Regions from separate parts of the Homo sapiens genome. Here region 2 is linked to region 1. Evidence: read pairs that join two places in POLR2A ChIA-PET (ENCODE). Cell type or tissue: CD4-positive, alpha-beta T cell. All regions are shown on one strand. Links, peaks and the distances in the headings refer to the core of each region. The heading gives the core; the rest is flanking DNA.

What was found. Peaks named below come from ENCODE experiments on the same cell type or tissue, not always from the same donor. Only the 100,000 strongest peaks of a DNase experiment are listed, where the experiment ranks them.
Region 2: POLR2A ChIA-PET joins it to region 1 with 11 read pairs; 2 of 35 experiments call an interaction of 5 or more read pairs at or near these places.

What each region holds. Positions count from the first base shown.
Region 1 is chr10:110,577,743-110,589,162 of GRCh38, forward strand. SMC3 (structural maintenance of chromosomes 3) reads left to right here. Exons shown (of 29, transcript NM_005445.4): 6 at 93-172; 7 at 886-964; 8 at 3,162-3,279; 9 at 4,181-4,356; 10 at 4,820-4,900; 11 at 5,642-5,806; 12 at 6,099-6,220; 13 at 6,441-6,654. Among named protein-coding and RNA genes, the nearest start is that of SMC3, 16 kb to the left of the region's middle. In CD4-positive, alpha-beta T cell, for the core only: no CTCF peak of the experiment used is centred there; no DNase peak of the experiment used is centred there.
Region 2 is chr10:110,766,009-110,782,525 of GRCh38, forward strand. It overlaps RBM20 (RNA binding motif protein 20), which reads left to right. Exons shown (of 14, transcript NM_001134363.3): 2 at 14,793-15,876. Among named protein-coding and RNA genes, the nearest start is that of PDCD4-AS1, 97 kb to the right of the region's middle. RefSeq lists enhancers at 8,475-9,674, 8,565-8,754. In CD4-positive, alpha-beta T cell, for the core only: no CTCF peak of the experiment used is centred there; a DNase peak (open chromatin) is centred at 8,383.

The DNA of each region.
Region 1 (11,420 bases), core at 2,460-10,459:
ATACTTATGGGCAAGGACTTTAAAATGACCTTATTTAAAAAGTTTTCTCCTTTACTATTAAATTAACTGTGGGCTTTTACATTTTTTCTTAGATCGATAAAGAGGAAGTTTCACTTCGAAGAGTTATTGGTGCCAAAAAGGATCAGTATTTCTTAGACAAGAAGATGGTCACGTAAGCATTTTTCTTTTTTTTAAAAAAACTGAATATGTACTTAAATAGAGATGGGGTATTGCTGTGTTGGCCAGGTTGGTCTCGAACTCTTGGCCTCAAATGATCCACCTCGGCTTCCTAAAGTGCTAGGATTACAGACATGAGCCACCACGCCCAGCCAGCATTTTTCTTTTTCTCAATACGGAGTCTTGCTCTGTCGCCCAGGCTGGAGTGCAGTGGCGCAGTCTCGGCTCACTGCAACCTCCACCTCCCGGGTTCAAGCTATTCTGCTGCCTCAGCCTTCTGAGTAGCTGGGATTGCAGGCAGTCACCACCACACCCGGCTACTTTTTGTATTCTTAGTAGAGACGGGGTTTCACCATGTTGGCAGGCTGGTCTCGAACTCTTGACCTTGTGATCTGCCTGCCTTGGCCTCCCAAAGTGCTGGGATTAGAGGCATGAGCCACTGCGCCCAGCCCGCAATTTTATGATTTCCTTACAAAAGAGTAAAAAGTATTCTTTTACCTGCTTCATATATGAGGAATATTTGCTTCATCTTCAACAAGTCAACATATAGAGGATAAACATAAGAATCAGAAAGTTCTGAGGATGATACAGATGGTTTAATTACTGATCTTTCCTCCCTAATGCTATCAACCAAGGGGCTACTCTACTCATTGCTTAATGGTGCTTTAAAATTATTTATCGGAAAGTAATTTCATTGTTTGTCAACAGGAAAAATGATGTGATGAACCTCCTTGAAAGCGCTGGTTTTTCTCGAAGCAATCCTTATTATATTGTTAAACAAGGAAAGGTAAAACAATTGTATGTCCTTTTTAAGTAGAATTTGTTTTCTGAGTAATTCTTGAGTGATGAATTTGGTTTATTGATTTGAGTGGTTAAGCTGAAGCAAAAATGGCCATATTCTTTTACATGGCCATAAAGTACCAAATAGGTCCATTGCATGTTGAGATGGAAGTATTTCAGCATATTAAGTGGATCTTGTTTTCCTAGTGACTGGTATTACTTACTGAGGTGAAAGTATGGGAAGACATTATTGGCTTATGAATGTTGCAATAATTAAGAATATTGTAGGAATTCTATAAAAATCACATTTGAAAAACTTTCTAAAATTAATATTTTGTGTTACCTAATTATTTATCACAATTAAAATACTGAAAAGCTAACATTACCAGAAATCTGCCATTTTGCCACATGTTATTTTCCCTAATAGGGATTATGTTTTTACATTTTTTCAGCAGCCAAACTACAAACTTTTTTAGCTGATTGTTCTGCTCTCTTCTCATATACTTTCACTTTTTTTTTGGACTAGGGAAAATTCTCAAAGAATATTCACTTATTTTATACTGTAGGCCTTTTTTTCTAGATATGTATTGGAAAGTTAGCATTTAGAAGAAGTGATTAGGAAGAATATGGAGTTTCAGTTTTAGAAAATGTGTTACTGGAAGAACACGTTTTTTTCCGATTTAACTATTTGTGGGAGATAAATTTTTTTAAATGGAGGCTGATTTGAAAGAGCACTTTTCTGAGATCCGTCTGCTGTCAATCTAGGCCCTTTTACTTCATTTCAGTTTCTGCCCGTATGCCATCCTTGATTGCCTCATCTGAAAGCATTGCCGTCCCCTCAACCCTATGTGCTTTATTTCCTTAATCTGTTTTATTTTTCTTCATAACACTTACACTGTTAGGATAGTACTTATTTTCTGTCTTTTTCCATTAGAATGTAAGCTCCATGAGGGTGGGACCTTTTCTGCTTTGTTTGCTCTTTTCCAGTGCCCAGCAGTGGCACATATGTTGTAGCCATTTGAAAAATAATTTTTAAGTGAGGAAATTGCATGAACCAATATGTATAATTGGAGCGTTCAATAATGAGGATCTGAAGGATGATTCTTTGATGTAGATACTTTTGATAGACCTATTTTCGTAGAGATAATTTCAATTTTTTAATGCAGTGATATCATTTTTGACATTTAGGGATACTTGTTATATATTAAGTTGCATGGCACTTAAGTTGTACCATTCTCTCTATATTTAAAGCATACCATTTTTGTCATATCATTAGCCTTCTGTATCTGTAGGTTCCACATCTGCAAGTTCAGCCAACCATGGATCAAAAATATTTAAAATAAATAAAATTTTAAAACAGTACAATAAGAAATAATACAAATTTAAAAATACAGTAAAACTATTTACATAGCATTTACATTGTATTATTATAATTAATCTAGATATTAAAGTATATGGAAGGATGTGCATAGGTTATATGCAAATACTATGCCATTTTATATAAGGGACTTGAGCATCCTTGGATTTTGGTACCTGCAGGGGGTCCTAGAACCAATCCCCATGGAAACTGAGGAAGAATTGACTTTTAATATATTATTGTAGCTTTAAAAAAAAGTGTAGTCAGTGATGGTTTTCCCTTATAAAAATACTTTGTTTTTTGAGAATGGAGCTCATCTTTTATACCTTATCATATTGACTAAGAAAAAGATGGTGGTGTGAGATACTCCTTCACTTGTTAGCCCTATTCATAAAGGAGAGTTATGACCGTAACAGTTGTATTTGGATTTTATTTGGTAAATTTCATTTAAGTAAAGGAGACATAGATATGTAGGCATGCGTACTATACAAATGACATTAGCCAAATCATAATCTGTTTAAAACTTGGCATGTCCCAAATTCAAAAGTCTGAAATACAGAATGCTCTACAATCTGAAACCTTTCGAGTGTGGACATGACATTCAAAGGAAATGCTTGTTGGAACATTTTGGATTTCAAATTTTTGGATTTGGGTTGCTCATCTGGTAAGTATAAATGCAAATATTCCAAAACTTGAAAAAATCTAAAATCTGTAACACTTCTGGTTTCTAACCATTTTGCATAAGGGATACCCAACCTTCATGTGTATTAAAAACCTTTCAACGTGGAGTTCTTCTTCTTAAACGGAGGCTACAGCTATGTAATGATTATTTTTCTAAAAATTTTAGATCAACCAGATGGCAACAGCACCAGATTCTCAGAGATTAAAGCTATTAAGAGAAGTAGCTGGTACTAGAGTGTATGACGAACGAAAGGAAGAAAGCATCTCCTTAATGAAAGAAACAGGTAAAATAAATGTGATTCTGCCTTATTTTTTTGTTGCAAATTACTGTTTTTGTGACAGAGTGGCTCCATGATGGGAATATAGTAGGTGTTTAGTATATGACAGCATTAGATAATGCTGTTATTAATAAAAATTGAGAATCCATAACACCAATGATGTTAGTAGCTTTTAAAAATATTGTGGAAACGCACACTGACTTTTTTTTTTTTTTTTTTTGAGATGGAGTCTTGCTCTGTCACCCAGGCTGGAGTGCAGTGGCGCGATCTCTGCTTATTGCAACCTCTGCCTCCCGGGTTCAAGTGATTCTCCTGCCTCAGCCTCCCTGAGTAGCTGGGATTACAGGTGCCCACCACCATACTCAGTTAATTTTTGTATTTTTAGTAGAGACAGGGTTTCACCATGTTGTCCAGGCTGATCTCGAACTCCTGACTTCAGATGATCCACCTGCCTTGGCCTCTCAAAGTGCTGGGATTACTCATGAGCCACTGCGCCTGGCCGGCACACTGACTTTTTAAAAGGAAGCTTAAACTGAGGCCCTTACTACATGTTATAAAAGAACCAGTGTCACCATGTGTAAATTTGTTCTCTGGTGCTTTTCATAATAAAGGATCTTAACCCATTTATGCCTAGCATTCCATTATTGGAATCCTAAGCTTGTGGATGTTACTTATATTCTACTGCTCAAGGTCATTGCCAAGGTCTGATTTTTCACAGAAAAAAATTTGCAACCTCTGGCATAAATGGGTTAATTGCTATTTTAGTATTTTAAATTGGGTTACCACATCACATCAAAGAAATAATGCTACAGTTCTTAAAAATAATTTAATTCAAGGTATATTTAAGAAGTGATATTACATAAAAATCTTATTCAATTCTTCCACCTCTCTCCCCATTTCTTTTAAGAGGGCAAACGGGAAAAAATCAATGAGTTGTTAAAATACATTGAAGAGAGATTACATACTCTAGAGGAAGAAAAGGAAGAACTAGCTCAGTATCAGAAGTGGGATAAAATGAGACGAGCCCTGGAATATACCATTTACAATCAGGAACTTAACGAGACTCGTGCCAAACTTGATGAGGTAAAATATTTACCTGTGACACTTAAAATCAGATTAATTTTGTTTTTATGAATTTGTTAAACTCAGGCCATAATTACACTTTTCAGTGATTTTAAATAGAAACTTAAAAAAAACCTCTCAATGAATTTATTAGTCAGCAAGTTTTTTTAGTTCAAGGAAATTAGCCATGTGGTCCTTGCTATATAGTATTATCTGAAATATAATCAGATGGTGGTATTAGGCAGACAAGATGAGAGGAAAGCCATTTTGAAGGCTTCTTGTAGTTGTAGTATATCCTAAACTACACATTTTGTACAAAAATTTAGTGCTTCAGTTTTCTAGTTTAAAATCATTTTTAAAATTTTTGTAGAAAATTTGAGCAGTTACTTTTGGTTTATTTTAATAGAAAAATTTTTATTAGATGTTATGAAATATTTAGTAATTACAAAATGAGTTAGATATGATAAGTTGTTTTTTTTCTTAGCTTTCTGCTAAGCGAGAGACTAGTGGAGAAAAATCCAGACAATTAAGAGATGCTCAGCAGGATGCAAGAGATAAAATGGAGGTAAGATTATAAACAAGGTTCATGTTAACTTACTTTTTACTTTTGAGACAGGGTCTTGTTCTGTCATCCAGGCTGGAGTACAGTGGTGCCATCATGGCTCATTGTAGCCTTGACTTCCTGGGCTCAGGCAATCCTCTTGCCGCAGCTTCCTGAATAGCTGGAGCACAGGTGTGTACCACCACACCTGTCTAGTTTTTAAATATATTGTAGAGACAAGGTCTTACCATGTTGCCCAGGCTGGTCACAAACTCCTGGGCTCAAGTGGTCCTTCTGCCTCAGCCTCCTGAAGTTTTTTTTTTTTTTTTGGAAGACAGGGTCTCACTCCATTGCACAGGCTGGAGTGCAGTGGTGAGATCACAGCTCACTGCAGCCTTGATCTCTCAAGCTCAAGTGATCCTCCCACCTCAGCCTCCTATTTTTGTTATTTTTTGAAGAGATGGAATCTCAGTATGTTGCCCAGGCTGGTTTTGAACTCCTGGGTTCAAGGAGTCCTCCCACCTGGGCCTCCCAAAGTGCTGAGTTTACAGGCATGAGCAACCATGTCCAGCCATCGTATGTTTTTGACCATAGTAAACCCTTTTGTACCAGAATTATGGAATGATTACACAAGGGAGAGTTAGAGGAATTGAATATTGAAAGGACAGAGTATTACTAAACATTAAGTGAAAGAGAATTAATGGTGTCACAATTCTGCTATTGTACTTCTAATTGCCTTATTTTCTGTTTAATACTTTTGAATAGGATATCGAACGCCAAGTTAGAGAATTGAAAACAAAAATTTCAGCTATGAAAGAAGAAAAAGAACAGCTTAGTGCTGAAAGACAAGAGCAGATTAAGCAGAGGACTAAGTTGGAGCTTAAAGCCAAGGATTTACAAGATGAACTAGCAGGCAATAGTGAACAAAGGGTAAGTTAAAATGCTAAAAATGAAAGATGTGAATGTTCAGGTGAGTAGCAACTGTAGAAGACAGCCCTTTCTGTGACTGGTGTGTGTTGGAATTTTTTTTTAAGCTTTGCTACGTTAGCATAATTTGTACTCAAGTAACAACTTGGTACTGTCCCTTTGTTTCTTACATTAAAAAAGAGTTTCATGTTACAGGTGGGTTTTCTCATGAAGTTTTTTTCCTGAGAAAACATTTATGCTAGACCTAAATTATGCAAAAAATTTAAAGCAGTTTGCATTTTTACTTTGTTTACAGAAACGTTTATTAAAAGAGAGGCAGAAGCTGCTTGAAAAAATAGAAGAAAAGCAGAAAGAACTGGCAGAAACAGAACCCAAATTCAACAGTGTGAAAGAGAAAGAAGAACGAGGAATTGCTAGGTCTGAGAACTTTCACCAACACTTTAACTTTCTACATCATATTATGTAAAACTAGGTTGTCCGAGGAGCTCAATTATATAGTAGCTGCTTTTTACACTTAATTCTTTTTGTATCTTTTTGAAAAATGGCTTTATGTTTCTGTGTGCAGTTGACATTATTGGTTGCAATTAAACTTGGTTATTATTCTCCTTTTCATCCCATTTGCTTCTATTTTGTGTAGATTGGCTCAAGCTACCCAGGAAAGAACGGATCTTTATGCAAAGCAGGGTCGAGGAAGCCAGTTTACATCAAAAGAAGAAAGGGATAAGTGGATTAAAAAGGAACTCAAGTCTTTAGATCAGGCTATTAATGACAAGAAAAGACAGATTGCTGCTATACATAAGGATTTGGAAGACACTGAAGCAAATAAAGAGAAAAATCTGGAGCAGTATAATGTAAGAACTTCTATAGCTGCTTTGTAAAAATCTTTCAGAAGAGATAAATGTGTTTAGTTTTATCTACTTCAAGTTTTCTTTTTAAATAAGTCTACATGTTGCTCTTAAAATATATGACAGATACTTATTTAGAAAAGGCCTGCACAGTTTAATATACATATAGTTCTTTTTTAAAGAATATTCATGTCATTGAGCCTTTATGTAGATTAAGTATATTAAAATGTATGTATGTATTTTTAATTTTTTTGAGATAGGGTCTTGTTCTGTCACCCAATCTGGAGTGCAGTGGTACAAACACAACTCACTGCAGCCTCCACCTTCCAGGCTCAGCGATCCTCCATCCTTAGCCTCCTAACTGGGACCACAGGCATGTATCACCAGGCCCAGCAAAATTTTTATTTATTTTTTTGTAGAGACGAGGTCTTGCCATGTAGCCTAGGCTGGTCTCGAAATCTTGGGCTTAAGCAATCCTCCGACCTTGGCCTCCCAAAGTGGTGGGATTAGAGGCATGAGCCACTGTGCCCAGCTTAAAATATGTTTTTATGAATTGGTAGCATGTGTCTTACATACCCTTAATTTAACAAGATGTCACAACATATGTCTAAAATAGCTTGTTGGTAACTTTTTTTTTTTGAGATGGAGTTTGGCTCTTGTTGCCCAGGCTAGAGTGCAATGGCGCAATTTCGGCTCACTGCAACCTCAGCCTCCTGAGTAGCTGGGATTACAGGCATGCACCACCAAGCCCAGCTAATTTTGTATTTTTAGTAGAGATGGGGTTTCTCCATGTTGGTCAGGCTGCTCTCAAACTCCCAACCTCAGGTGATCTGCCTGCCTCAGCCTCCCAAAGTGCTGGGGTTACAGGCGTGAGCCACCGTGCCCAGCTGATAGTAACAATTTTTTTTTTTTTTTTTTAATACGAGTCTCACTGTGTCACCCAGTCTGGAGTGCAGTGGCATGATCTCAGCTCACTGCAACCTCCACCTCCTGAGTTCAAGCAATTCTCTGCCTCAGCCTCCCGAGTGGCTGGGATTACAGGTGCCTGCCACCACGCCCGGCTAATTTTTTTGTATTTTTAGTAGAGGTGGGGTTTCACCATCTTGGCCAGGCTGGTCTTGAACTCCTGACCTCGAGATCCACCCACCTCAGCCTTCCTAAGTGCTGGGATTGCAGGCGTGAGCCACCATGCCCGGTGTAATTTTTTTTTTTTAAAACTTCATTTTTTGGTATTCCAGCATCTTATGTTACATTTAGTTGTCATGTTTCTTTTATCTGCTTTAATCTGGACCAGTTCTTCAGTTTTTTCTTGACTTTTGGGACTTGACATTTTAAATTATTTGTTATAAAGTACATATATTAATATTTATGTACTTATTAATTGTATATTATATATAATTATTTGTCCCTAATCTCTTTTTTTTGGAGATGGAGTGTTGCTCTGTCGCCCAGGCTGGAGTGCAGTGGCGCGATCTCGGCTCACTGCACCCTCCGCTTCCCGGGTTCAAGCAATTCTCCTGCGTCAGCCTCCCAAGTAGCTGGGACCACAGGCACATGCCACCACGCCTGGCTAATTTTTTGTATTTTTAGTAGAATGGCGTTTCACTGTGTTAGCCAGGATGGTCTTGATCTCTTGACCTTGTGACCTGCCTGCCTCGGCCTCCCAAAGTGCTGGGATTATAGGTGTGAGCCACCATGCCTGGCCCCTAATCTGTTATAGTGATTTGCCCACTTTAAGTTTTTGGTGACTCACCTTTAAATGTATCCAAAACCTCAGTGAAGTTTTAAAGAAAGAGCTGTTTACTTTGTACTCATATTCTCACTTTACATAAAGAAAAAAATATATAGTGGGGAGAAAACACAACAGCCTCTGTAGGCATAAACAATAGGTAGGTAAAATTGCGAGGAGTGTAGCCTGCTGTTTTTGGAAGTCCAGTCGTGCTGTGGGTTTTAGTTGTGATACTTTGTGGAAGGAGTGGAAAAGTTGGGTTAATCCAGGCAGTTCTTTATATGGTTAGTATAGTCTGAACTGATAGTTAACACCTCCTTTCTTGAAATAAAATGAGTTTTCTCTTGAGTTTATGAAACCAACCTCAGCAGATGCCCTTTTTGAAGGTGCCTCCAGTGAGAGAATTTATTCATTTTTTGTCATGCTTGAAGTTCATTATTTTCCAGTATTCCAGCCACACTTTTGGTTATCAGAATGACCACTTGTAAAGATGAAGCCTTTCCTTTGGACAGAGATGATTTTATGGCGCTGATTTTGTTATGTAAATAGCCTTTTTTTTGAGACAGCCCCACTCTGTTGCCAGGCTGGAGTGCAATGGTGCGATCTTGGCTCACTGCAACTTCTGCCTCCTGGGTTCAAGCGATTCTCCTACCTCAGCCTCCCATGTAGCTGAGATTACAGGCGCCCGCCACTGCTCCCGGCTAATTTTTGTATTTTAGTAGAGACAGGGTTTCACCATGTTGGTCAGGCTGTTCTCGAACTCCTGACCTCAGGTGATCCGCCCACCTGAGCCTCCCAAAGTGCTGGGATTACAGGCGTGAGCCACCGCGCCCGGTGTAAATAGGCTTTTGCCTCTTGGTATAATCCTAAATTAATTTTTCCACAGTGTATTTTTAAAACCTGCAGTATGAAAAATAAAATGTCTTTTTGGTGGTTTTATTATGCTTTATTACAGTTCATTTATGTGATACATATCCTACATACTTATCAAACTTAAGTTTTTAGACTTTTCTAACTTATGTCAGTGGTATCTTGGCCGTAGCAACTGCTGTGGAGAAGGGGAAGCTCTTAGATAGTTTCAGTGCAAACTAAATGTTTTCTCTTTTCCAGGTTGTAATGCATTTAATAAAGTCTACAAAACATTATATTTTGAATTTAATATAGGTAGCTTACTTTATTACTGGTTCTGAGTAGCATCATGGTGTCAGAAAGGGAACCATTAGTGTTCAGATACACCTGGAAAAAAACAAAGTATGTAGGACTTAAGAAATACTGTAAGCTGCCAGGCGCAGTGGCTTACGCCTGTAATCCCAGCACTTTGGGAGGCCGAGGTGGACGGATCACGAGGTCAGGAGATCGAGACCATCCATCCTGGCTAACACGGTGAAACCACATCTCTACTAAAAAATATAAAAAATTAGCTGGGCGTGGTGGCGGGCGCCTGTAGTGCCAGCTACTCGGGGGGCTGAGGCAGGAGAATGGCGTGAACCTGGGAGGCAGAGCTTGCAGTGAGCCAAGATTGCACCACTGCACTCCAGCCTGGACGACAGAGCGAGACTCCGTCTCAAAGAAAAAAAAAAAAAAAAAGAAATATTGTAAGCTGTAATGCTAGTTAATAACACAACAGTCTGAATTGTTTAGGACTGTAAAAGTTGAAACATTAATTTAGGAAAACTGACTCTTCAAGGTTTATACTCTTCTTTTAGCATGTGTTCAGATAGCCTGGGGATGAATTAAGTAATTGCTGCAGAAAAGTTAAATTTTACCTAGGGAATTTGTTAACTCTTTTATGGTTTCAGATACCACTGAGTCCCAAATTCCTTATGTGTAGAATTAAAGGGTTTAATTATCCAAGATGTTAAAAGTCATTCTGATTATCCAAGATTTTTTGAGACAGAGTCTCGCTGTGTCACCAGGTTGGAGTGCAGTGACACAATCTCAGCTCACTGCAACCTCCCCATCCTGGGTTCAAGTGATTCTCCTGCCTCAGCCTCCCCCAGTAGCTGGGACTACAGGCGTGTGCCATCACGCCTGGCTAATTTTTGTATTTTCAGTAGAGACGGGGTTTCACGATGTTGCCCAGGATGGTCTCCATCTCTTGACTTCATGAGCTGCCCACCTCGGCCTCCCAAAGTGCTGGGATTACAGGTGTGAGCCACCGCGCCCGGCCAATCTAAGATTTTGTGACTCAGTAGTAACATTGACTTTTTGTCAGTGGAATTAGTAGTAACATTGACTTTTGTCCATTAAAATTTTGGACAAAAAGTCAGTGTTACTACTGAGGATGAATAATTGTCAGTACTCTGTGGGAATATTTACAATTACTTTGATATCTGACAATAATTAGTTATAATACAAACAGATGAATGTAATTACTTTATGAAGCAGTTTGAAGCCCTTCCCCTGAAGGATGATCTTCAGCTTTATTTTGCTTGTCTTATTGCTTCCCAGTAAGGCAAGGATTTTTGTTTGCTTTGGTCTTTTATGATTCCCCAGCTCTTCTAAGAATGCCTGGTACATACTGGGGTTTTGGTAACTTCACTAAGTGGATGAAGTGTCAGCTTCCTTAAACTCTAGCCAGTGAGGCTATTGGATTTTTTCAGCTCAGTATAGTCTACTAAATTAATGAATACAGTTCATTAATTCTCCTTAAGGAAACAGCATCTTACGTTAGGTTCTTAGAGATTTGTTATAGGTTCTGCCAAGATTTTTAACTCATTTTTCTTGAATGTAAAATAGTTGAAAATAGTTTTTGTGTTCTGTTGTGTGTGTGTGTAGAGGGGGCAGTATGAAAGTATATAATGGACTATTATGAGAACTTAGAATTTTTTTTCTAAAATTCTGGAGTGTATATTATAGAAATAGGAAGATTTAGATCACTAATGAACAAATTAACTTTTAGCAACATGTTTTATAGTATTTAATGGTTTGTGTTTTCTGGTGTGGTATGCTCTTTTGCCTAAAGACAACTTTTAAAAACTGAAATGGGGCCGGGCGCAGTGTCTCACGCCTGTAATCTCAGCACTTTGGGAGGCCGAGACGG
Region 2 (16,517 bases), core at 3,540-11,539, 190 kb after region 1:
AATCAATTTTACCACAGAGAACTGTGTACATGTCAAGCCTTGGCTGCCTCTAATTAGCAATGGATGGGGTAGCTGGGGAAAGTGCTGGAGAGCAGTTTCAAGTAAAAAAAATCAGTCTTCAAGCTTTAACCATTCTTTCTGGCCTCAGCCAAGGCAGTTTTCAATCTGCTTGGATCGTAACCACAGGTTTAGTTTGTGGTATTCTAAGAAAATATCTAGAATGGCACATGCAAATGTGATGAAGATGGGCCTGTGTATCTAACCGTTGTGAGGTTGTCTTTTAGCTCTACTCTGCAGTAACTTTGTTTTTTTTTTTGTTTTTTGTTTTTTGTTTTAATTGATCATTCTTGGGTGTTTCTCGCAGAGGGGTATTTGGCAGGGTCATAGGACAATAGTGGAGGGAAGGTCAGCAGATAAACAAGTGAACAAAGGTCTCTGGTTTTCCTAGGCAGAGGACCCTGCGGCCTTCCGCAGTGTTTGTGTCCCTGGGTACTTGAGATTAGGGAGTGGTGATGACTCTTAACGAGCATGCTGCCTTCAAGCATCTGTTTAACAAAGCACATCTTGCACTGCCCTTAATCCATTTAACCCTGAGTGGACACAGCACATGTTTCAGAGGGCACAGGGTTGGGGGTAAGGTCACAGATCAACAGGATCACAAGGCAGAAGAATTTTTCTTAGTACAGAACAAAATGAAAAGTCTCCCATGTCTACCTCTTTCTACACAGACACGGCAACCATCCGATTTCTCAATCTTTTCCCCGCCTTTCCCCTCTTTCTATTCCACAAAACCGCCATTGTCATCATGGCCCGTTCTCAATGAGCTGTTGGGTACACCTCCCAGACGGGGTGGTGGCCGGGCAGAGGGGCTCCTCACTTCCCAGTAGGGGCGGCCGGGCAGAGGCGCCCCTCACCTCCCGGACGGGGCGGCTGGCCGGGCGGGGGGTGACCCCCCCACCTCCCTCCCGGACGGGGCGGCTGGCCGGGCAGAGGGGCTCCTCACTTCCCAGTAGGGGCGGCCGGGCAGAGGCGCCCCTCACCTCCCGGACGGGGCGGCTGGCCGGGCGGGGGGTGACCCCCCCACCTCCCTCCCGGACGGGGCGGCTGACCCCCCCCACCTCCCTCCCGGATGGGGTGGCTGGCCGGGCGGGGGGCTGACCCCCCCCACCTCCCTCCCAGACGGGGCGGCTGGCCGGGCGGGGGGGCTGACCCCCCCACCTCCCTCCCGGACGGGGTGGCTGGCCGGGCAGAGGGGCTCCTCACTTCCCAGTAGGGGCGGCCGGGCAGAGGTGCCCCTCACCTCCCGGACGGGGCGGCTAGCCGGGTGGGGGGCTGACCCCCCCACCTCCCTCCCGGACAGGGCGGCTGGCCTGGCGGGGGCTGACCCCCACCTCCCTCCCGGACGGGGTGGCTGCCGGGCAGAGACGCTCCTCACTTCCCAGACGGGGTGGCTGCCGGGCGGAGGGGCTCCTCACTTCTCAGACGGGGCGGCTGCGGGGCGGAGGGGCTCCTCACTTCTCAGACGGGGCGGCTGCCGGGCGGAGGGGCTCCTCACTTCTCAGACGGGGCGGTTGCCAGACGGAGGGTCTCCTCGCTTCTCAGACGGGGCGGACGGGCAGAGACGCTCCTCACCTCCCAGACGGGGTCACGGCCGGGTAGAGGCGCTCCTCACATCCCAGACGGGGTGGCGGGGCAAAGGCGCTCCCCACATCTCAGACGATGGGCGGCCGGGCAGAGACGCTCCTCACTTCCTAGATGGGATGGCAGCCGAGAAGAGGCGCTCCTCACTTCCTAGATGGGATGGCGGCGGGGCAGAGACGCTCCTCACTTTCCAGACTGGGCAGCCAGGCAGAGGGGCTCCTCACGTCCCAGACGATGGGTGGAGGTTGTAGCCAGCCGAGATCACGCCACTGCGCTCCAGCCTGGGCACCATTGAGCACTGAGTGAACCAGACTCCGTCTGCAATCCCTGCACCTCGGTAGGCCGAGGCTGGCGGATCACTCGCGGTTAGGAGCTGGAGACCAGCCCGGCCAACACAGCGAAACCCCGTCTCCACCAAAAAAATACGAAAACCAGTCAGGCGTGGCGGCGCGCGCCTGCAATCGCAGGCACTCGGCAGGCTGAGGCAGGAGAATCAGGCAGGGAGGTTGCAGTGAGCCGAGATGGCAGCAGTACAGTCCAGCTTCAGCTCGGCATCAGAGGTAGACCGTGGAAAGAGGGGAGAGGGAGAGGGAGGGAAAGGGAGAGGGAGAGGGAGAGGGAGAACTTTCTTATGGCCACAGCTTTGTAAGATAGAGGCAAAAGCCAAAAGTAATGCACATATAATATTCTCTGCCTTGGGCGACATCTGTGTTGTGTTGGCTGTAGTCAGAAAGATATGTGTCTTAAGGCACCAGAAACTTCCACCCATTTTGGGAAAGGGATATTTTTCTCAATAAATAGTTATATGGCTTATTTATAAAGCCCCAATCTTAATGTTCTCATTTAATCTAAGGAGTGTAAAGGAATTAAACTGTGCACATTCCCAAAACACACACGGAAACATATACCATGTCCTTCACAAGGAAACAGGGTATTCTGGTAAGATCTACATTCCCACATGCTTAAGACAGTCATAATTTCAAGTCAGTTGAACCAGTATTTGTTCAGTGCCTCTAATTTGCCCAGTGTTGAGCCACATAGGCACTTGGGAGTTTGAAAGATTCTAGGATGTGGATGATGTCCTCAAGGTGCTTATAATTAGAAGGCAAAACTCCTCCCCTAGCAAACCTCACCTGGCATTCTGCAGCAGAAACTGTATGTGTTCTCTGGGGGAAATCTTGTTGCAAAAAATATTTATCGATTTGCATGAAAAGGTGCCAATAGAGCTAAGAAATATTTTTAGCTGTATTGTGTTTGACCCTTTGTGGACTTGTGACCCTTTGTGGACTTGTAGAAATTTCAGTGTTTATTCTTCAGGGTCATTTAAGACAAATGGTCATGCTGTTTGGAGTGACAAAAATGGCTTGTGGGACCCAAAGTAATAAAGAACAGATTGATTCTATTCTTTTATAGATTGGTAATTCTTAGACTTTGCTGCACAATTGTTCTCCTGGGGAGCTATTAATATTACAAATTCCAGTGCCTGGGTTGAGTCAATCTCTGGAGGTGGGACTCAAGCCCCAGTTCTTTTTAAAACTTCCCAAGTAATTCCTAAGTGCCACCAAGTTTGAGATCTAGTGATACAGATGACTTTATCAACAACCTTTTTTTTGTTGTTGTTTATTTGTTTGTTTTAGCCTAAGCCTTCTAGGGTGAGTTTTGGAATGGGCTTTTTATAATGATGGGGGTGGGTGTTGACTAAAGAACTTTCAGCTTTCTGGAAGCTCACCCTCTGTTCTCTGTACTAGTGAACTCAGTGTAGATGGAGGTATGCTTTCTCCCTTTCCAACAAACCTGGTAATATGATGCCAAGCCAGTCACTCAACCATCTATGTTACCTAAGGTTCCCTGAACCTTGAGTGTTTTTATTACAGCAGCCCAAATGTTCTGAAAATCTTGATTATGTCTCTTAAGGGAAGGTAGTTTTATAATTAATTACATGTGTCCCTTGAAATTATTTTTACATTGTCTGAAACCCCCATGGAAGAGGAAGCCCATTCTTGGTGTACTTGCAGCTAGTAGAAGTAGCTCATTAAAATACAGGGGTTACTCAATTCCTGATAACTCACTATAGATTTTTTTTTTTTCAGACAGGGTCTTGCTCACTCACCCAGGCTGGAGTGCAGTGTTGGTATCATAGCTCACTGTAACCTCAAAACCCAGGGCTCAAGTGATCGTCCCACCTGAGCCTCCCAAGTAGCTGAGATTACAGTTGTGCGCCACCATGCCTGGCCAATCTAAAAAATTTTTTTAGAGACAGAATCTCTCTATGTTGCCCAGGCTGTTCTCGAATTCCTGGCCTCAAGTGATCCTTCTGCTGTGGCCTCCCAAAGTGTTAGGATTACAGGTGTGAGGCCACTACCCCCAGCCACCTCACTATACATTCTTAGGGTTGGAAAGTATTTTCAAAATACTCTAGTACAGCGGTTCTCAAGGTGCAGCATCAGCCTCACCTGGACTTGTTAGAAATGTACATGTTCACGCTCCACCCCCAGATCTTCCGAGTCAGACACAGAGATGAGGGTGTAGGTGGTGGTGAGGGGTGGGCCCAGCATCTGTGTTTTAGGAAGTTCTCCTCTCCGGGTGCCCACCAAAATTTGAATTACTGCTGTTATTTCACCTTGTCAGAAACTGAGGTACCCCAGTCCTCAGATCTGTCTCTGCACCATGGCCAGATCATCCTAACTTTTCTGTGTCATGAATAACTGCCTTAAGAAAACACCCACCATCCTAAAATCATAAGGCATAAAGAAACCTTAAATGTTGTCTCATCTGACCCTCCCATTTCACAGATGAGAAAACTAAGGTCGATAGGGTGACATGAAGTCAATAAGATGTAGAGTTATTGGTGACAGAGCTTTTGGTCTACTTAAAACCGACACAGTCTTCCTCCCCCACTGGCCCACATTGCCTCTCCAGTTTTATGTGGACTTCTAGTATTTGGCTGAAATCACGTCAGTTAAAATGTCTAGGTTAATTGTCAGGCAACTCTAGAAAAAGACCAACAGAATTTTAATTCTTTAAAATTAATCCAAAATTCTTTCATTTCAAATTGGCTTGAATTTTATAACTGTCTTTGTACATTTAATAGAAAAAAATATCGGTGATGTAAACTGCTGAAAAGAAAATTCACAGAACATGGGGACCAGTCCTGGAACATAGGTTTCATCCCAACATCGTGTAGATTAGGCACTTAACAGCGCCTCAGAGGCACACACTGAAATTGCATTTTCTTCCGATTTGGTTAAAAGGAAAAACGTGACAAGAAGTCTGTTTGTTGAATACTTTACAATTTTATACTTGATGTGGTTAGTGATATTTACATAATTTTGTCCGTGTTCAAAGACTGAATCTAATCCACATTCTCTGTAGAGCTTCATCTTTCAAAGCATTGTAGCAATACACAGGGAACATTAAGCCAAGAAAACGAAGGGAGAACACACAGCTATTATCTACATACACATATACATGGAGCAGGCATGTCCATGGATAAATTTTTTTTTGGTTTTTTTTGTGGGTTTTTTTGAGACAGAGTCTGGCTCTGTTGCCCAGGCTGGAGTGCAGTGGTGTGATCTCAGCGATTCTCCTGCCTCAGCCTCCCGAGTAGGTGGGACTACAGGCGCGCACCACTATGCCTGGCTAATTTTTGTATTTTTTTTAGTAGAGACCAGGTTTCGCCATGTTGGTCAGGCTGGTCTAGAACTCCTGACCTTAAGTGATCCGCCTGCCTCACCCTCCGAAAGTGCTGGGATTACAGGCGTTAAGCCACCATGCCTAGCCCATTGAATAGAAGTGTTTATTGGTTCCACACACCTACCATGTGCTAGGTATTGTGATGTGGTGTGGGACACATATAGTTCCTATCTTCGAATGATCATGGGACAGTGGGAAAGTCAGACAAGTGCTTCAGTAGACAATTATGAGAGCAGGTGGTGGAGTTAGAAGAGAGTACAGTTGAGGCTGATGGAGCAGAAGGGCATTCTGAAGATCATGAAAGGGACATCAGTGCACACTGGATGGGAGCAGAAACCAGAGAAGGCTGCCTGGAGGAGGTGTCCTGTGAGCTACATTTCAAAGTATGGTAGATATCTAGGTGAAGGGGAGTAGGGAGGAGGTTGTGTAGGGAGAGGGGCCAGTATATGCCAAGGCATCAATGCTTGTGTGTACATTTTCTATCACTGGGCCAGGATTGATCTATAAATCCCTATGTATTTCTTTGTGTGTATAAACATTAGCAATTTGGTTTCTTAGAGAAACCAAATGCTTTGCATAGCAGTTTTAAAATATACATTTCGAAAAGCTCATTTTTCCATTACAAAAGACTCAGATGTTCCCAAGAAAAGTTTCTCAGTTGAGAGGTCACCAGATCTTATGTTACCGAGAAAATGGAAAGATTTCCCCTAACCCCAGAAGTCAAACCAGCTTCCTCAATTTGAGACTGCACAAAACCAATTAATTTTTGCCCATTGTGGATTTTCTTAATAATTGCATCTCCGACAAACCAACTCCTGTCCTAAATGGATTTGAGCCACATTTCACTCTGAAAGCTGTGGGTCCATCTGGGAAATGTCTTTGTAGATGAGAGAATTTTATAATAAAGTATTTTTGGTATTTCATTTACTAAATCTTCAGGGATATAGGTAAGAGAGCCTCCGTGCTGAACTGACTGCCTAACAGAACAAGGTTAGAGAGAATGAAATTATTTCATGCTGTCTGGCCTGCAACACATGCCTCTGAACGAAGCCATATACAGTCGCGGGTCGCATAATGATGTTCTGGTCAATAACAGATGGCATATACAATGGTGGTCCCATAAGATTATAATACTGCATTTTTACTGTACTTGTCTAGGTTTAAACATATTTAGATATGCACAAATACTCACCATTGTGTTCCAGTTGCCTCCAGCATTCAGTACAGGAACATGCTGTGCAAGTTTGTAGCCTAGGAGCAATAGGGTATATCATATAGCCTAGGTGTGTATGTACACTCTATGATGTTCGCATGACAAAATTGCCTAACAACACATTTCTCAAGACATGTCTCTATTGTTAAGCAGCACATGACTGTATATATAACAATGGTTTCTTTAAAAGCACTCCCAGGAGTGGCCAGGTGCAGAAATAGCTGAATTTGTGAGCAATGATAATGATAGTTAATATAATTATCATATTTTCCAGAGCACCTGCACATCACGTTTGATCTTTACAGTGAGTGGAACAGACATTACGATCTCCATTTGACAGATGAGGAAATTAAACCTTAGAGTTATCAGATTTCAAAGGTGAAGGGACCTTAGAGATCCTTTCATCCAGCTTTCTCATTTTACAAAAAAAAGAACTCCCTGAGATCCAGGGAAACTAACTGACCTAGGATCCCACAGGGAGTGAATAAGGGCTGTTGGGCCAGGCCCAGGTCTTCTGATTTCTAGCTTCCTGATTTTGCACTCCATTGCGCTATTCTCAGTCTTCAGTGTGTTAGAGGAAACTTGGTAGGTTATGCATTTGTTCTTAAGGAGAAATTTTGTTGATATCAGTCCTAGGCACTATTTTATAAATGCACACATGTGGAAAAATCCCTTATTTTCCTGCTTTTTTTCTATATATAGATACAGGCAGATACACAGACAGATAGACACACCACATGTGGATGTCACTGGGGAGATGAAGGTGGGATTGAACTTAGCAGAGTCTCAAAGGGGGCTTCAGCTTTATCTGTCAAATATTCTTTTATTAAAAAATTTTGAAGCAAAATGACCATTACAGTAGCATTTATTCATTTTGGATAATGGGCACTGAATTCATAAGTGTTTGTTTTCCTCTTCATATTTCTGTATTTTAAAATTTTCAAAAAAAACCAAATATGGATATTAAAAATAAATTCTCACCTATAATACCATACCCTCATTTTATAAAAATAAAGAATATTTTCAAAGAAATAAAAATGGTTCAGAAGGATGGAAAGAAAACTATACTATGGGACTCGTTAGTTAAGTTGACATTAATCCTCTGCTTTAAGTCTTTCCTGTGATGACACTAGCAGAATGTGTATCATTTTCTCTGCATTTGCTGCAGGATCAGTTCTCTTTGGCAGGTTTTGAGCCGTTCTAATAAGTCCAGCATGAAAGGCAGGCCTCTCGTGTCAGTTCTAAACCCACCAGCTGCCCCATTGTGACTGCATAGTCCCCTGGTTCTGAGACTGTGCTCTGCCTGATAAGCGACGTACGGAGCACAGTGGACTGAAAGCCCGGGGATCTGATACCAAACATGTTAGTTAAACTCATGTTTAACTAACCCAAACTCATGTTTAACTGGCCCAAAGGAAGTAGGCCCAGAAATGTGGTTTTTGGAGCTCCCTTTAATGAACGTGTAAACAGAGGATAGAATATTGGCCTTACAGTTTAAAAACCCTCCTTCAAGTCCCAGTCAAGTCCCTTATTCACTGGATGACCTCACACGGTTCATCTGATCTTTCTTGGTCTCAGTCTTCTTACTATAGACTGGAAATGGTCATATTTGACTTAGCTGTCCATATGGCTGTTCTGGAGATGAGACAGCTAATGAAGTGAGAACACTCATTAACACACCAACTGAAAAACACAAAACAAAAGAGAGATGATAGGATTATATTGCTGTTATGAATCATTCCAAGAGGTGTCATGGTGATATGAATCATCATATGGTAATGTCATGGCTAAGGCCCAAACACAGAATAGCAGCATTGACCCAGTAGTCTCGAAATTAGTCACAGAGGCCAAGCTAGTGAAGACCCAGCAGCCCTATTGTTATCAAGAAAGAGCACTATCCAAAAGGTGTGTGGCCTCATCTTCTCCTTGCAAAGAGAGAATTCATCTGGTATATGTTGATAGGCGTGTATCCGACCACAGCTACCTCCATCAGCCCTGAGGACAGAGGCAGCCTGCATTCCAGTCCCAGCTCTTCTCTGTCTCGGTGTGTGACTTAGGCGGTTTCACAGAGGACGCCAACTTCATTGGCTTTTGCGGTTTTTTGTTTGTTTGTTTTTTGTTGTTTTCTTTTTGTTTGTTTTGTTTTGTTTTTGTCTGTAGAATGAGTGAGTTAAACTAAATTGTCTGTAAGGCCTCAGCTCACTCTTAAAGTGTGATCACTAGCTAGAGTTTGAACTTTAGCCCCAATATGACTGTTGTGTTGTCATTGTCACCTTTGTAACCTGACATTCAGGAATGTCCCTCTCTAGTTCATATTCTGACCTAGCTTCTGAAAGCATTATAGCAGAGTTGAGAATTTTTGATCTAGGAAAGATAAATATTAAAAAGAAATTCCCACCAAAATACCATAAATAAGGAATGTTTTAAAGAAAAATGGTTCAGAAGGAAGGAAAACTATAATGTAGTTCTTGTTAGTTAAGTTGACATTAATCCTCTCTTTGCTTTAAGTCTCTCCTGTGTTGACACTAGCAGAATGTGTCATAAAGACATGGAAAGATCATAAATTCTCAACTCTGCTCTAAAGATCTGACCTTCAGCGTTGCATTTATTTGGCCACACCTTTATAGTGTGGTCATACCTAGAAAATATTTTCTTGCCTGGTCATCAGCCCTCTCACCTCGATTACTTTCTATATTTTAGCACAAAAGAAGAAATGGCGCATTCACCACTCAGCCAGTTGCACTGGAAGTGAATTTAAATTCCTGAACTGGTTATCTTGGAAGATATTGTGCTTATTGCAGATGTGGCCGGTGCATGAGTTTAGGCACTACCATGCTCTGGGCTGTGGTTCTTGGCTCCTGCTTCTGGATGGCTGGACATTACCAGGAGAGAGCCTGCTGATACATCTACGCACATTCACTCTACTGCACTTCAGCTGTGTCCTTGTTATTCCACAGCCCTTTAAGTCCTGGTTCACCAACCAGATGTTAAGACTCTCTTGGATCCCTCAAATCCCATCCCCATGCCTGCTGCCTCCTCTCTCAGCAGTTGCCCACTCCTTATCTTCTAATCCTCTTTTCTCCCTATGATGATGATAGTGACCCTGTAGCTCCAACTACTGGGTCCTCACAGTCAGTCCACTCCTGCAGAGGAAACTGGAGGGTGACCAGGAACCTTCAAGTCAATGTGGGCCACAGACAGGAACCGTCTTTAAAAGATGGTTAAATGCCCGTGGTTTACGTAGGTTGGCTTTCTTTAAGCAAATAAAGGAAATGCATTGCTTCATGTCCAGCAAAGTACAGGGTGGATTCAGGAGAAGCTGGCTCAAGGCATTCCTAGGAAGTCATCAAGGAGCTGCCTGTACCTCTGTCTTCAGGCCAGCATCTTCTGAGTTGGCTTTATTCTCAAGCAGGCTGTCATTAAGTGATGGCTTAACAACAATTTAGCAACCATGGCATGACAGAGAATCATGCCTGATAGCTCTAACAAAGTATCCGAGAGTGTTCCCCCATGAGCCAATCACTGTTGCCAGAGGGATGTGGTTCTTGGACTGGCCAGGTCTGAGACACGTTGCTTGGGCCCCTATTTGTGCAGAATTGGCCCCTGACTACATTCCCAGAGGGTCTTTGGATGTTTGGTCAGATGGTCTGTACTCTGGGGGGATCAATTCATACCAGCAAGGTCCAGTCAGCCCCTACACCTACCACCGCCTCTCTAGTGGAAGCCACTTTTGCATCTAATTGTCTTGGGAATTGTGTTGGTTTTCTATTGCTGCTGTAACAAATTGCCACAAATTTAATGGCTTATAATAACATACATGTATTATCTTACAGTTCTGGAGGCCATAAGTCCAAAACCAGCCTCACTGGACTACGGTCAAGGTGTTAGTTCCTTCTGGAGGCTCTAAGGGACAATCTGTTTCCTGGTCTTTTCTAGTTTCTAAGAGGCTTCCTGCATTTCTTTGGCTCATGGCCCCTTCCTCCATCTTCAAAGCCAGCAGCAAAGCATCTTCTCTCCTCTCTGACTTCTGTTTCCATCCTTATATCTTCTCGCTGACTCTGATCCTCCTGCTTCCGTCTTAGAAGGACTCTTGTGATTACATTGGGCATACCAAATTAAATTCAGAAATTCAGATAATCAAGATCTTTAATTCAATCATGTCTGCAAAGTCCCCTTTACCATGTAAGATAACATATTCACAGCCTCTGTGGGTTAGAATGTGAACATTTTTATTATTCAGCCTACTGCAGGGATTATCCACTCAATTTAAAAACCTGAACTTAGACAGAGAAAGAGTGTACTGAAGCTCCTGCATTGGAGTGGGAAATTGTAGATAGTGACCTAGGAAGGTGACTTTGTACCTGCTTGTAGGTTTAGTTTTATTTGCTTCTTGGGTGTATTTAGATTGTCCTTTTTGAGCTGTTTGTGGGTTTTTCTCCACAGAATTGGGTACTCATAAAAGAGGTGTCCATATTGCCTCAAAGCCACCAGATTCTGATGAGCCATACCCCTTATCTTCCTTCTTCATTTTGTTCACGGCAATTACTTTGTGCCCATAAAGTGGGAGGCAGTGTGCTGAGGAAATACAAGATTCTCCAAGACACACTCCTTTCTCTTGTGGAACTTATGTCTGGTGGAGTAGAAAGGCACGCACGCAATTATTTTTAACCCAAGGCACAGGATGTGCTGAGTGATATAAAAGTGACAAACTAAGGAGTGGGAAGACAGCAGGAGACATCAGTTCCAGCTTCCAGGGGTGTCAGATCATGCACCCCAATTTTTGGTTCAGAAATATGATCACTACTATATGCACCTCAATTTCAGGTTATTAACTATTGCAGGCTAAGAATTTTAGGGCTTTAAAAATAGTATGATGTGTTTTTTCTTCTTTGTCTAGGGTGTTTGGATGAAAGCAGGTGCTCAGCTCTGATGATTCATGTGAAATCACTTCTACTCAAGGTTGACTAAAGTTGGGAATGATGAAAATTTCCTAGTCAAAGCAAAAATTAAGAAGAAAACCTGGTTAGTTTTCTTATTTTTTGAGGAATCTGAATGGGTTAACGTCTGTAACCTGGGCCATACTCTGAAAAGGACAGGTTTCCCATGGCTGACCTGCAAATACCCAGCATGGCTGGCTTTCCTAGTTGGAAAGCCCTTCCTCACGTGTCCTTTCAGTGGCAAAGGGGAATCTCTACTAAGAGCTCCCTCCTGCCCAGAATGCAATTTTAGAAAATAGAGCTGACTTCTCTGGGAAAAACAAAACCAACCTTGTCTTACTCTGGTCATGGAAACCAACTTGGCACCTCATTATCGCCTTGTTAGCAAGAACAGGCTGTATGATGGACAAACCTGGGAGGAAGAGTTGGCCCTGTGTGGCCACGGTTTTGAGTTAAGCTTAATTGCTTTTCTAAAGCTCAGCTACTTAATACTACACAAGTCAAAATCTATCATCAGACTCTTGACCATCCATTCTCCTCTTCCTTCCGTATTCTTGCCTACATAGACATTGGTCGCTCCCCATTCTGCTGCTGTTGAATTTGTGCTGGGTCACCCAGGGACCCCCAAGGCTTGTTTGCAACCAGCCCGGCTCCCCAAAGGAGAACAGGGCTGTAACTACCTTTAACTTTCAGTGCCCTCTTCCCCCATATTTTAAAATGCAGCCAGCCTGTTCTGCCCTTGGAGCATAGCAGGGCTGCTGGCTGGGGAAGGTGGTGTCTTTTTAACAACTTATAGGCAATTTTTGATTTTTCATGCAAATGGGAAAGAATAACAAAGGCATTTTATCTGGCTCTCAAATGTGCTTTGTACTTACATTTAAATGTGGGTGTGCCTGATGTTCTGGGAACTCCCTTCCAACAAGACAGTGTGGCAACCCATGTCACTTGCTATGTCTCCCTTTTCCTCCTCAGCTGAGCTAGCTCCCAGCCTCTCTCGTTTTTGTTCCATTATCATTGGATTTTTACTGTACAGAACCTGTGACAGTGGAGACTAAGGTGTCCCAGTTGTGCAGTGTCTACCCTGTACTGCCTAAGCATGCTTATTGTACAGCATGCATTGTTTATGGCAACTCCAATTTCCAGTTTTCCAGTCCCCTTCTTCCCATTCAAATGTCCCAGAATTCCAGTTCATCAACATCCTGAACATATTTCCTGATGACACCCACTTTTCAGAGGGGAATTTAAAACCTGGAAAATGTGGTCTTAACCAAAGATTCCCTCCCTGCCTGTGGTAACCACATATCCCAGATGTTCTGGGAAAGTCTTTCCAGTTTCCAGACCATGCACACTGATTTTTGGTCCAGAAACCACTATAACCAACCAATATAGGTCACATGAAAGACACATGTCAGACGGACACCCTTTCTGCAGTAAGATTCGGTGAGAGTCTGCTATTGTCCCCTACCTCAAATTCAGATTTTTTTACTTGTAATTTTTTGGTTATTCCTTATACTAGTTAGGTTTGAGAGCTCAGTTGAAGGGAACTGTGATATTGTGAGATTTGGTCTTCCTCAGGTTTCCTAGCATAAAACTCCAAAAGTCTTTGGAATCGGATAAATATCTTTTTGTATGCTAATAAGCTGACAAATGTCTGGCAGCCCCTTAGGTATCTTTAGGATGGGGTCTGGTTACTGGAAAGACCACAGCAGGATGGAAGGGTTGGGACTTTCAGCCTCACCCCTAACCTCAGGGAAGGAGAATGGGGCTGAAAGTAGAGTTGATCACCAATGGCCAATGATTTAATCAAACATGCCTGTGCAATGAAACCTCCGTAAAAACCCAGAAAGGACTGGGACATGTGGAGGTTCCTGGAGAGGGGGGTGCCCGAGAGGATGTGGGAGCTCTGTACCCCTTCCCAAACACTTTGCCCCATGCACCTCTTCCATCTGGTGTTCATTGGCATCCTTTGTCATATATCCTTTCTAATAAACCAGTAAAACTAAGCATCTCCCTCAGTTCTGGGAGCCTCTCTAGCAAATTAGTCTAATTCTGATTTACAGCCAGTTGGTCAGAAGCATGAGTAAAACAACCTGGGGCTTGTGATTGACATCCAAAGTGGGGGGACAGTCTTGTGGGGCTGAGCCATCAACCTGTGGGATCTGACGCTTTCCCCAGGTAGTGTCAGAACTGAATTGGCAGACACCCAGCTGGTGTCCACTGCAGAACTGGTTGCTTGCTTGGTGTGTGGAGAAAACCTCCCACACATCTAGTGTCAGAAGTGGTTCGTGTTGTGAGAGTATAGGAGACGCTGAATTTGTTTGTGCCTATATTCAGACAGGAAGACAATTCATGTTACTTTTGGATGTGAAATGAGGACAAGGATGAAAATGTGTTTGGCACAAATGTAAACACGATTCACTCTGTAGGCAATTGTTAAGCCTGCCTTTTTCACTTAACATTAGAGCATATAGATTTTCTCATGTCATTAAAGTGGTTTTGTTTTTGTTTTTTTGTAACAGAGACTTTGGCAAATTCAAGATAATGTTTACCATTGGCAATCACGGGGAAGGGTGAGGTGGGGGGAGCACGTAACCAAGGGAGATTTATCGTATTGGAATGCTCTCTGTCTTAAGCTTGGTGCTGTGTACTCTTTTTTGAATGTCCTAAATGTTACATAATAAAGTAGAAATTTGAACACCAATAGTAATGGTTACTTAATATTTTATTATGTTGGTGTATCATAATTTCCTCAGTTCAAATCCCATCTCGCTATTGTTGGATATTTGTAATTTTCAACTTTGGACTCTTAAATAGTATAGTATTAAGCATCTTTGGGTATCAAATTTTGTCTGCATTTGAGCTCATTTTCTCAGTTTTGATTTATATAATTGAATTCCAGGGTCAAAGAATATGGCTATAATAAATGCATTTTGTTAGACTATCTTTTAACAAAGCTGTATGCGTTGATTATCATTGACATTGTGCCTATTCTACTCTCTCTCCAACACGGAGTGCCATTTTAAAAAATTGCTATTTTGCTAGGCAAATATTTGTTTTGAATGGTTTTAGTTTATGTTTCTACTTACTAGTGAGATTGAACGTTCTGTCATATAATTTTTCCATTGGAGTTTTTTTTTTTTTTTTTAATGTGTATGTGTGAGCACAGGTTTTTGCAGATTCACTTGTATGTGGGACCAGTGTGGGAAGGTCTTGTTTATGTGGGAGGGGGGACCACAGATAACAAAGAACAGCCCCTTGCCCCCCTCATTGAAAACCAGCTGTGCATCTAGACCTCTGTCTTCCCACAGTGCCGCCAAGCTCCTGGACAAGAACCCATTCTCGGTCAGTAACCCGAACCCTCTGCTTCCTTCACCTGCCAGTCTCCAGCTGGCTCAACTGCAGGCCCAGCTCACCCTCCACCGGCTGAAGCTGGCACAGACAGCTGTCACCAACAACACTGCAGCCGCCACAGTCCTGAACCAAGTCCTCTCCAAAGTGGCCATGTCCCAGCCTCTCTTCAATCAACTGAGGCATCCGTCTGTGATCACTGGCCCCCACGGCCATGCTGGGGTTCCCCAACATGCTGCAGCCATACCCAGTACCCGGTTTCCCTCTAATGCAATTGCCTTTTCACCCCCCAGCCAGACACGAGGCCCCGGACCCTCCATGAACCTTCCCAACCAGCCACCCAGTGCCATGGTGATGCATCCTTTCACTGGGGTAATGCCTCAGACCCCTGGCCAGCCAGCAGTCATCTTGGGCATTGGCAAGACTGGGCCTGCTCCAGCTACAGCAGGATTCTATGAGTATGGCAAAGCCAGCTCTGGCCAGACATATGGCCCTGAAACAGATGGTCAGCCTGGCTTCCTGCCATCCTCGGCCTCAACCTCGGGCAGTGTGACCTATGAAGGGCACTACAGCCACACAGGGCAGGATGGTCAAGCTGCCTTTTCCAAAGATTTTTACGGACCCAACTCCCAAGGTTCACATGTGGCCAGCGGATTTCCAGCTGAGCAGGCTGGGGGCCTGAAAAGTGAGGTCGGGCCACTGCTGCAGGGCACAAACAGCCAATGGGAGAGCCCCCATGGATTCTCGGGCCAAAGCAAGCCTGATCTCACAGCAGGTCCCATGTGGCCTCCACCCCACAACCAGCCCTATGAGCTGTACGACCCCGAGGAACCAACCTCAGACAGGACACCTCCTTCCTTCGGGGGTCGGCTTAACAACAGCAAACAGGGTTTTATCGGTGCTGGGCGGAGGGCCAAGGAGGACCAGGCGTTGCTATCTGTGCGGCCCCTGCAGGCTCATGAGCTGAACGACTTTCACGGTGTGGCCCCCCTCCACTTGCCGCATATCTGTAGCATCTGTGACAAGAAGGTGTTTGATTTGAAGGTGAGTTGTCCAAGACAGGCTGGGAGCCACAGCTAGAAGCCTGGGCAGGCCTTTCCCCATGACCCAACTCACGCTGCCAATGGGCAAGGAACTGTTGCATTGGGGTAACAGAATTTTGCCATCAGTATTCTTGACTAAAATCACAGGTATTAGGACCCATAGGAATTTCAGAAATGTATCAGGACCAGTCCCTTGCTTGAAGGTGAGTCAGAAATTCTTACACACTTTTTCTAGATGAGAAAGCTGAGGCTGAGTAGGGGAGCAAAGGACCCCACCTGGGTTGCAGAGAGAAGGGGCTCAGGAGTTTCCTGCCTTCTCGTGGAGGGCTTCTCCCCCGTAGTATGCCTAGAATCTACTGCCCCTTGAGTACCCATATTGTAGTGAGTTAGAAAAGAAAAAAAGCAGAATTTTGGATCAGGGGAAACAGATTAATTCCCCCTTGGGACCTAGACAAATTATTATAGAGAGCCTCAGCTTCCCCATCAGCAAAATGGAGGTAGAGTCTCATGACACCTTCCCGGTGGTTGGGAAATGCTTTGAGTTCCTGCAAACAGAGGTATATGATAGTATAATGTCCCCCCAAAAAATGTATTGCAGATGCAGTGAAATATTTTGAAGCAATAACAATTATAACAAATACC